Linked DNA regions of Homo sapiens: region 1 is linked to region 2. The links are chromatin contacts, found by Hi-C or POLR2A ChIA-PET in ENCODE. All regions are on one chromosome and are shown on one strand. Each heading gives the region's core, a stretch centred on a gene start or an enhancer-like site at or near the end of the contact. The rest is flanking DNA. Distances are from core to core; before and after follow the strand shown.

The links. Hi-C counts contacts between places; a loop is a spot of excess contacts on that map. ChIA-PET counts read pairs that join two places held with the same protein, here RNA polymerase II (POLR2A). Pooled maps may share reads with other maps.
Region 1: a loop to region 2 is called in a pooled map, with 2.9 times the contacts of the local background. The contact joins the promoter of DHX9 here to the enhancer-like site in region 2. A Hi-C loop is called at or near these places in 3 of 50 pooled maps. POLR2A ChIA-PET finds 5 or more read pairs at or near these places in 2 of 52 experiments (GM12878 and T-cell).

Annotation. Positions count from the first base shown.
Region 1 is chr1:182,835,672-182,841,388 of GRCh38, forward strand. DHX9 (DExH-box helicase 9) reads left to right here and starts at 3,676. Exons shown (of 28, transcript NM_001357.5): 1 at 3,676-3,785. DHX9-AS1 (DHX9 antisense RNA 1) reads right to left here and starts at 3,920. Exons shown (of 2, transcript NR_148933.1): 1 at 3,641-3,920; 2 at 1-2,263. RefSeq lists an enhancer at 3,301-4,142 and a silencer at 3,566-3,995.
Region 2 is chr1:181,394,316-181,399,563 of GRCh38, forward strand. It overlaps a transcript of CACNA1E not described here. Among named protein-coding and RNA genes, the nearest start is that of CACNA1E, 87 kb to the right of the region's middle. RefSeq lists an enhancer at 4,198-4,307. Within about 2 kb of position 2,221, at least 2 of the 41 ENCODE cell types and tissues checked have a DNase peak (open chromatin) inside an H3K27ac peak, as active enhancers do.

The sequences.
Region 1 (5,717 bases), core at 2,426-4,925, 1.4 Mb after region 2:
TCTATTCTTCATTCTCAAAATCTAGACTACCATTTCTGCTGGAATCCAGATTATATACTTCATCTGTGTCACTCATTGCATTAAGAGTCATCAGTCCTTTAAACCAGCGGTCCCCAACCTATTTGGCACCAGGGACAGGTTTCGTGGAAGACAATTTTTCCACGGACCAGGGGCCTGGGAGGGATGGTGTCAGGATGAAACCGTTCCACCTCAGATCATCAGGCATTTTCTCATAAGGAGCACGCAACCTAGATCCCTTGCATCTGCAGTTCACAATAAGGTTCACACTCCTATAAGAATCTAATGCTGCTGCTGCTGTGACAGGAAGCGGAGCTCAGGCGGTAATGCTTGCTCGCCCTTCGCTCACTTCCTGCTGTGCAGCCCCATTCCTGACAGGCCATGGACCTGTACCGGTCTGCAGCCCAGGAGTTGGAGACCCCTTCGTTAAGAGATCAACCAACTCTTCAATATGTCAAGATTTATGTGGGTAATTATATCAGAGGAGAGAAGGCTCTGGTCTTGTCCTCTTATAAGGGCACTAATCCCACCATGGGGGCTCTACTGTCATGACCTCATCTAAACCCAGTTATATCCTAAAAGCGCCATCTCCAAATACCATCACATTGAGGATTAGGGCTTCAGCATAAAAATTTGGGGGAGATACAAATATTCAGTCCATATCAGCATATGGATGGTGGTTGGAATATAGAAGAATAAGACTCTCCAGGTAGAGGGTATATAGAGTGCTAAGAACAGAACCTGGGTGTGACTTGCAATTGGAGTGCACACAGAGGAAGAGAAGTTGAGTAGGAGTCTAGAGGGAGTGATCAGAAATATGAGGGCAGAACCATGCTCAAAGGAACTCCAAAGGGCTTAAATTTGAGCGACAGAGGTACTCAGAGAACATTTGCTTTTGGGAGTCTCATCCTGGAGAAGATATCTTTGTATCTCTTATTTCCCACCAAACTAAGTGAACTTTCATCAGTTATTTCTAGTCAAAAAGGTAAATGTGAAATATTAAGTAGTCCAGTTGAAGCAGACCTTTCATTATTTGATCATTGAGTGACCTATAGCCTCAGTTCCAAATTCTTAAGATAGGGACAAAGTTACCTGTTTTATAATAAAGCTTAAAAAAAAATTCCCTACCCTGCTCTGTCCCACTTGACCTCTGAAATCTCCTAGTTGGTCAGCTACCAGGAACAGGTAATGGTTGTGTTGAAATCGGCCCACTTTCCATACTTTTGGGACATGTTTTAAGGCTTCATTTGCAAATGTTAAGATCTTAGACAGTGCTAGTTGCCAAGAGCCACCTACAAAGGTAATGCCAGTCCTCGGACCCAAATCCCAGGGGACTCTAGGTCTCAGGTGCAGAGCCTAAATTAAGAACCAACTCAGTAACAAAATTCTCCTTAATCCTTGGAAGCTAAAGATCCAGCTTTGAAAAATGTATTTCCATGTAATATATTGATACTTTTGTTGTGCTCATTATATACTATAAAACACTTGCAATTCATTTATGCTAGTTGAGTCTCTTTATTTATTTACTTATTTTGAGATGGAGTCTCACTCTGTCACCCAGGCTGGAGTGCAGTGGGACGATCTGAGCTCGCTGCAACTTCTGCCCCTCCTCCCTCCAGGTTCAAGCAATTCTCCTGCCTCAGCCTCCCAAGTAGCTAGGATTACAGGCACACGCCACCTTGCCCGGCTAATTTTTGTATTTTTAGTACAGACAGGGTTTTGCCATGTTGGCCAGGCTGGTCTCAAATTCCTGACCTCAGGTGATCCACCTGCCTTGGCCTCCCAAAGTGCTGGGATTACAGGCATGAACCACCACACCTGGTCTTGTTGAGGATTCTTGCATCTATGTTCATCAGGGATACTGGCCTATAGATTTTTTTTCTTGTGTCCATATCTAGTTTTGGTATCAGGGTAATGCTGCCCTCACAGGATGAGTTTGAGAACTGGTATGAGTTCTTCTTTAACTGTTCAGTAGAATTCAGCAGTGAAGCCATCAGGGCCTGGACTTTTCTTTGATGGGAGACTCTATATTACTGATTTAATCTCATTACTCATAGTTGGTCTTTTCAGGTTTTCTATTTCTTCTTGGTCCAATTTTGGTAAGTTGTATCTGTTCAGGAATTTATCCATTTCCATTTGGTTTCCAATTTGTTGGCATATAGTTGTTCATAATAGTCTCTAATGATCCTTTGTATTTCTGTGGTATCGGTTTAATGTCTTCTAGGCCCCTGCTGCTTTCAACACCCTGAAGGGTACAAAAAAAAAAAAATTAAGGTCTTTCCTTCAATGATTTTATTCTTAATTAAGGAGAACAATCACATGAAGAAAATAATAAGTAAATGATAAACTATGTTGTTCTGATTTTAAGAATGACAGTTTTAAAGGGAGTGATCACTATCAGCTAGAAGGATTAAGAAAAACATAAGGAAAGAGGTGAAAAATAAAGATCCATAGATATAATGAGCCCAGATAATTGATTAGTCTGGATTCCCTGGAACAATCCCAGCTGGAAATGTTTTGTATCATTACCTTCATGGGACGCACTGGAGTTTCAAAATTTAACAGTGACTAGTATAATAATTAAGGACACAATTATTCCAAAGACTTGGAACACAAAATTACTCCAAAGACTTGGAACACAAAAGGTTATCCAATTTAAACAAAAGCAACCTTGCAGATTTTATTCCTACCTTAAAGTAGTTTGCTGAGCACTTACAGTAATGTTCCAGGCACGGCAAGGAGCGACCTGCGTTAGCCAGGCAGAATGCCCGCCTTCACTGAGCTTATTTCTTTCATGGTTTTTTTTTTTTTTTTTGAGACGGAGTCTCGCTCTCTCGCCCAGAAAATGGCGTGATCTCGGCCCACTGCAACCTCCGCCTCCGCCCCCGACCCCGGGGTTCAAGCGATTCTCCTGCCTCAGCCTCCCGAGTAGCTGGGATTGCAGGAGCCCGCCCAGCCACCCAAGCAGCTGGGATTGCAGGCGCCCGCCCCCATGCCCGGCTAATTTTTGTATTTTTTTTTTTTTTTTTAGTAGAAACGGGGTTTCACCACGCTGGCCAGGCTGGTCTCAAACTCCTGACCCCAAGTGATTCGCCCACCTCGGCCTCCCAAAGTGCTGGGATTACAGTCACCACGCCCGGCCAGTTTATTTCTTTCAAGAGACACTGGCGTTCAGACTATCTGAATCAATCCGGTAACTACGCCCACTGAACACCTACTACATGCCAGGTATTGAACTAAGCCGCCCTTCATATGCCATCTCATGTAATTATCTCAACAACCCTACCAAGTTAGCAGCAAGGTTTCCAGTTCTGCCTTCGAAGGGAACCTCCTCTCACCGGAGATCCCTATGACAGACCCTGCGAAATATTTTGCTGCATCAGAATGCTACAGGCCGTCAACTCCCTAACATGCGCAAAAGCGGGCAGCCGATTATCCAGGGTAGTGGATTATCCAGGAGAGTGGATTATCCAGAGTAGCAGGTCTGGCGCGATGCCCGCCCGGCTCAGCCCATCTCCCTAGCAACGAAACCCTTCCGCGCCGCGAGGTTGCTGAGCCCCGCCCCCTCCATTGGCGCGCCCTCGCCATCCCCCGCCCTGGCACGCGCTCTGCGCATGCGTACGCTCGCTGGCCCCGCCCCCTAGCGCCGCGGTCGGAGCCATTTCGCCGATTCCTCCATGCGAGTTGCTGTGCGTTTCTCTGTTGTCTCGGTAGAAGGCCAGAGTCACACACGGTCCTAAGAGCTGGGCACCAGGAAGCGAAGGCTGGTAAGGGAGAGACGTTCCGGCTACCATGCGGGGCGGCGGGGTCGCGGGCGGGCGCCGTGGACCATGGCTCCGCAGCCGGCTTTGTTGCGAAGCGCGGGCGGCGGCGGCGGCTGGGGGTGGGGGAAGGGACGAGCCGCCCGCGGGTCCCCGGATTGCGGGTTGCGTGCGCGCCTCGCCGCGATGCGCTTGCGCCGTCCGGGCAGCCTGTGGCCCCCTCCCCTCTCCTCCGCCCAGCGTTTCCCGCTGCTGCCTCTAGCAGGCAAAGCGCGCTTCCTCCTCTGGCCTGCGTACGCCGGGGCACCGCGGCGGCTGAGGGAAGGGGGTGCTTCGCCTGTGGTGGTTGCCGCCGGGGCGCCACTGGCCTAGGGCTCTTCATTCATTCAAGCCACGAATAACTGGCGCCGTCGTGCAGGCCTTGTGGGTAGAGGAAAAAAAATTGAAGAATGTAAAGGGAGAGCGCCTTTGGCTAGTATAGCGAGGTAAGGCGTCTCGAAGGAGGGAGGCTTTGAGCTGATAACCTCGGCCAACGCGAAGGAAAAGCAGAGCCTGCAGAAGCGGAAGGGATTAGTTATCGCTTAAGGGCAGAAACTGGGCGGGAGCTGAAAGCAGGCCATGTGACTGGAGTGTGGCGAGAAGGCCTTCAAAGGAGAATGGGTTTTAGGGTGGCAAGAGTGGAAACAAAAACCGTGTAGGACAATATTTCACTAGCCCGGGTGTGCAGTAGTGGTGGCAGGAGAGATGGGGAGAAACGAATGGATAGGGGACGTATTTTGAAGCAGAAATGCGTAGTGGTGGAAGGTAGTAGATCTGGAGTCAGGCTACGTTTTCTGGAATTCTTGCGCCTTTTTTTTTTTTTTTTTTTTTGCAAGAGTCTCGCTCTGTCGCCAGACTGGAGTGCAGTGGCGCGATGGCGGCTCACAGCAACGTCGGTCTCCCGGGTTCAAGTGATTCTCCTGCCTCAGCCTCCGGAGTAGCTGGGACTACAGGCGCGCGCCACCACGCCCAGCTAATTTTTGTATTTTTAGTAGAGACGGGGTTTCATCATGTTGGCCAGGATGGTCTCGATCTCTCGACCTCGTGATCCGCCTGCCTTGGCCTACCAAAGTGCTGGGATTACAGGCGTGAGCCTCCGCGCCCGCCCGAATTCTTGCTCTTATAATTAGGAGCTCTGTCTTCCTGAAGCAAGATATTCTTTGTCTCAGTTTCCCCTTCTCTAAAGGGATAGTGATCTTACCTGTACAAGGTTACTAAGGATTAAGTAAAATAGTTCCATTTAGATGATCTATTATGGATATTGTTTGACACACATTAAGGGTTCTACAAGGGATAGCTATGGAGAATCTTAAGGGAGTGGACGACTCTCAACTTGTGCCAGGAGTAACTTGGTGGATGTCGTACCGTTTATGGAAACCGAAATGTAGGGGTAGGGTGTTGGAACAGATTTGAGGGGAAATTTAAAATTCTGTTTTGACTGAGATGCCAAGTTAGCATGCAAATGGGTGAGTTAGTGCCACAGTTGGATGAACTTAATTTTGGACTTTAAAGAGAAACGACGGGCGGGCGCGGTGGCTGACGCCTGTAATCCAGCACTTCGGGAGGTTGAGGCGGGCCGATCAAGAGGTCAGGAGATCAAGACCATCCTGGCCAACACGGTGAAACCCCGTGTCTACTAAAAATACAAAAAATTAGCTGGGCGTGGTGGCGGGCGCCTGTTGTCCCAGCTACTCGGGAGGCTGAGGCAGGAGAATCGCTTGAACCTGGGAGGCGGAGGTTGCAGTGAGCCAAGATCTCGCCCCTGCACTCCAGCCTGAGCGACAGAACGAGACTCCGTCTCAAAAAAAAAAAGAGAGAAAAGACTAAAGTTTAAATATATGTATTTGGGCATCGATAGCATGTAGTTGGTATTGAACATTATGGGGTTGTAAGAGACTA
Region 2 (5,248 bases), core at 971-3,470:
AGACTGATAAATGTGAATTCCCTTTTCTCAGTTTCTTCATCTGTAAAATGTGGATAATACAGAACATTTTGTGAGGCTTTTGTAACAATTTCAGATAATTTACTCATTCACTAAAATATTTTTAGTGTTGACTACATGCCAAAAATCCTTAAGGGTTTGGGGTATCTCATCAAATAAAACAGACATAGATACCGGCCCTTTTCTAGTTTAGATTTTAGCAGGGAAAGATAGACAATACACTATCATAAACAAATACAGCTTCTAATGCGTTGAAAGATGATAAGTGCTATGGGGGAAAAGGGGAAAATAGGATAAGGGGGATTGGGAGTGCTGAGGGTGGGGCAGTGTGCAGGATTCTACAGGATGGCTAAGACAGGCCATCATTGTTAAGGTGATATTTGAGCAAATATGTGAAGAAGATGACGGACTTAGCCAGAATGATATTTAGGGGAAGAGCATTCCAGACAGAAGAAACAGTCAGTGCAAATGCTGTGGGAGTGAGCCTGGCATGTTCCGAGAACAACATGGAGGCCAGTGTGGCTGGAGCAGAGGAAAGAGAGACTAGAAGGAGGTAGAGTCTGGGAAGTAACAGGAAGCCAGATGGTGCAGGGCCTTGCTGACCACTGGGAGGTCAGCTGTGGCTGTTACTCTAAGTGAAGGGAGGGTACATTGCAGGATGCTATGCAGAGAGGAATGATGTGCTCTGCCTATTTAAGAGGCTCACGCTGCACATTGGTTACTGTGTTCAGAATAGACTGTAGAGGGGTAAGGGTGGAAATAGGGAGACCAGTTAGAAGGTTGTTGCTGTGTCCAGATGAGAGATGATGGTGGCTTGTACCAGGATGGTAGCAGTGGATGGTGAGAAGTGACTCGATCTTTTTATATATCTTGTAGGTAGATTTAATAGCATTCACTGATGATTGGATATGGGGAATGAGAAGTATAGGAGTCAAGGACAGCTTGAGCAACCAGAAGGACAGAGCTGCCGTCAATTCAGAAGGAGATTGTGAAGCAGGCTTGGGTGGGAAAAGTTAGGAGTTCACACTTGGGCATGTTGAATTTGAGTTGTATGTTATATATCCAAGTAGAGAAGTCATGGAGGCACCTGGTTATATGAGTCAGAAATTTGGGAGAAAGGTCTGAGCTGAGTTATAAATTTTGGAGTTGACAACATATATGGTAATTCAAATCACATGACTGGATGAGGTCACCATCTTTTCTGATGGGGGCAGTGAGTACTCATTTGGACTCAAGACTTTAAAAACCATTACATTTCAAGTATTTGGAAAAAATATTTGGAACTTTCAACAAGCAGGTACCAAGAACCTCCTCCTGGGTTTGTGCGTTTGAAGAGCAGCTGGGGTTAAGAGCGGCATGAGGGCCTCCAGCTTAAAGAATCGAGGCAGAAGAAGAAAAGCCAGCAAAGGAAGTTGAGAAGTGATCCATGAGGTCGAAGGAAAACCAGGAGAGTGTGATGTCGTGGAAGCCAGATGAAGAAAGTGTTTCAAGGGGGCAAGAGTGATCAATTATGTCAAATAATGTGATGAGTCAAGTGTATTTGCTATCTATCATTGTGTAACAAATCACTCAAAAACTTAGCAGCTTAAAACAACAAAAATGTATTATCTCACAAAGTTTCCAAGACTTAGGAATCTAGGAGTTGCTAAGGTGGCTAGTCCTGACTCATGATCTCTTGCGGGTTGAAATTAAGTTGTTAGCTGTGGCCGCAGTCATCTCTAGGGTCAACTGGGGCTGGAGAATCCCATTCCAAACTCACTCTTGCAGTTCTTGGCACCCTATTTCCTGGCCATGTAGGCCATCTGAGTGGCCTCATGACATAGCATCTGGCTTCCCCCACAGCAAGTGGCCCAAGAGGGAGACAGACTGCAGGAGAGCACCCCAGACGGAAGCCACAGTCTTTTGTACCTAACTGTGGTAGTGTCATGCCATCACCTCTGAATGTTCTTGGTTACACAGACCAACCCTGGTACAGTGTGGGAGGGGACCGCACAAAGGTGAACATCCCAGGAGGTGGGGTCATCTTGGAAGCTGGCTACCACATCAAGCATGACAAGAACAATTGGTCATTGGGTTTAGCAATGTGGAGGGCATTGATAACCTTAACAAAAGCGTGGGGAGAAAAGTTTGATCAAAGTTGGTGTAAGAAGGGATGGGAGGAGGAGAACTGAGACAGTGAATAGAAATGACTCTTTTGAAGAGTTTGTCACAAAGGAGAACAAAGAAATCAGGAAATAGCTGATGAAGGAAGTGGTTTTTCTAAGATGAGAGAAACAACAGTATGTTTGCACATTGATAGGAGTAATCCAACGAGTGAAAAATTGATGACGCAGAAGAGAAAGGTAATTGCTGGAGCCTGGTCCTGAGTAGAACAATGTGGAATAACATAGAAACAGAGATTCCCTCAACCCAGAATAAATAGTTTACGCTAAAACAGATAAAATTACCCACTACATTCTTATAGAGACAAGAGGTATCAGATCTCAAGAGTTTAAGGAAAATAAATCACAGGAGAGAAATCTTAAAATTGGGAAAATTATTTCCATTAACTACTTCTTCTTCTGGGACTTGGGTAAAGACTGGAGCTACTTTATTTTAAGAGTAGAACACATCTGTCCAGCCTGCAGAAGATGCCTGGTTTGAACACCTCTGCAGCGAACCTGGCCAATGGAACAGCTGGGACTCCCTTGCAAGCTGCAGACCTGCTTTGTAGGGTAGTTCCAAGCCCTGAAGATAGGTGGGTTTTCTGCCACCAGATGAGGGAATTCTAGAGGCAACCAAACAGACCTTCACAGTAAAAAAGGGCAGAGGTCTACAGGAGCTCTCAGAATGTCTCTGGGAGGGTCAAGAGCATCAGTCCTCACTGATGCCTCCCATGCTCCCAGCAGGCCTCACATTATAGAATTCTCTTCTATTACTACGTCTCACCACAATAATGGTGGATGGGAACTCTGTCCTGAACCCTTACAAAACCCAGGCCCCTGCCTCGGTGAGTTTTTTGTTTATTTCCAGGCCGGAGTGCAGTGGCACGATCTTAGCTCACTGCAACCTCCACCTACCGGGTTCAAGTGATTCTCCTGCCTCAGCCTTCCAAGTAGCTGGGATTACAGGCATGCGTCACCACACCAGGCTAATTTTTGTATTTTTAGTAGAGACGGGGTTTCACCGTGTTGGCCAGGCTGGTCTCGAACTGGCCTCGAGTGATCCGCCTGCCTCGGCCTCCCAAAGTGCTGGGATTACAGGTATGAGCCACTGCGCCTGGACAGGGTGGGGTGTTTCAGCCTCTCATCACGTCACTAGGAAGACTCCAGGAAAAAGGAGGAAAGTGAGAAAAACTTTTGTATGGGCTACATCAGCGATGCTTAGAATCCAGCTCCAGGACCTGGTGTCCCTCCCCCTCATCCCGTCTTGTCCTTCCCTCTCCCTGCTGAGCTCCGCAGCCCTGGGGATTCCACATGTAGCCCTTACCCTTCTTGTACTCCAGTCAGTTCTCATTGGCATTCTCCTGGTTCTCAAAATGCTTTTACCCTATTGGCTAGGGCAAAAAATGACCTGAGAGATCCTGGACACTCTCCTAGCAACTGTGCCAGAGCTGGTGGCCATCGCCTTTTTGCAGAGACAGATGCTCCTGTAACAGGAACAAATCAATTAGCCAGCCTGCTGCTAATGTGCAAATGTCACCTTATTAAGCTAGTGTCTGCCTGGGGAAGCCGCCTCTTTCTCCTGTCCCCACTCTGAAGCTCAGCCCTCTGCTGTTGCTTCAACCTCTGTCTCTTCTGAGGTCAATTGTAAAATGAAACTGCTGCCATCTGAACATCTATGAAAGCCACAGGCTCTACCCAGATGCCTTGGCTGAGAGGAGGGGCAGTTTAATTTCCCTTCCTTCTCTGAAGAGTCTTGACGTGCAAGGACCAGCTCTCCCTTTATCACCATTTCCAGAAAAACACAAACAAGGCAAAACAAAATAAAAACAAAACTTTGCACCTATTTTTGGTGCCAAAACCTTAAATTAGATTAAGATCACATCAATTTCTTCCATAAGCTTTGTAGCTTAGGAAGTGCATGCTCACACTTTATTTTATTTAACCCTCATAATAAATCTATTGGAGGAAAGGACAATTATCTCCATATTACAGATGAGAAAACTGAGGCCCAGAGAGGTTGGCTGACTTGCTCAAGGATATTAAGCCAGTAAATTGCAAAGCCAGGGCTGGAAGAAGGGCAAGAAGGGCCAGAAAAGCTGATTCAAAGCGCAGGAACTCTGGAGGCACCTCCTGGCAGCTGGAGCAGGGTGTGCGGAGTGCCCTCCCTCCATGAGCTAAAGGAGGACTGGCTTCCATGAAGCACCAGCATTGCTCTGTCACCCCCACCCAACCTGGTCACCTTTCACTATGACCACTTTCCATCCTGTCTCACTTTCAGAAACGAGGTCTGAGCAGTGCAGCTGGACCTACTATAGTCATAGTTTCCACTGGCTTTGACTTCATCAAGCGAAAACCAACACCCCTTTGAAATCTGTAGCCCCATCCCTAAAAATCAGCCTTTCAGCTTGAATCAAAAGGCAAAAGGCAATGGAGATCCAACTGGAAACAGAGCTCCCTTCCTCCCTTCCAGGCAATGCTGCTGTGTAGAAGGTCACTTCAGAAATTCTGTCTACACTATGAGGACATAAATATTAGGGAGAATCTCCTCTGCCTCACATGAACCTGGGTCCTTCAGTGAGTCCCCCCACCACATCCCCTCAATCCTTTGATTCTTCCCAGTATTGTGACCTTTCCGTCCTTCCTCTGAAGTTGTAGGAGTTGATTCTTCCCAAAATAACCTGAGTAATGGCTTGCAGGAAAGTTACAATTAGCTTTTCACAGGGAAGAAAGTTTAGAGAGTTTTTTTTTTTTTAAAGGAAAAGAGGTAGAAGGAAAAAAAAAAAGCAAATGAAAAATCTTGTGGTCTTCTAAGTCAATTTAGAAAACACTGAGTTATTTCCGTAGAGCTATTCTGACAGGAGATACATTGATTTTTGGCCTCTCTTCATTGTTTTTATTGCTGATTACATCCTCTTTTTCTAGATTGTCCCAGGTGGCCACAGGTGAATGAATTGTGTTTACTTACAGACCACTGATTTCTGTGTTGACACACATTGATTTCAGCTCAGAGTAAGAAAGATCATCCTAATAGAGCTATCTAAAGTTGGAATAGTTGCTTGGGTGGTGGGGGAAAGAGGGTGGTAATG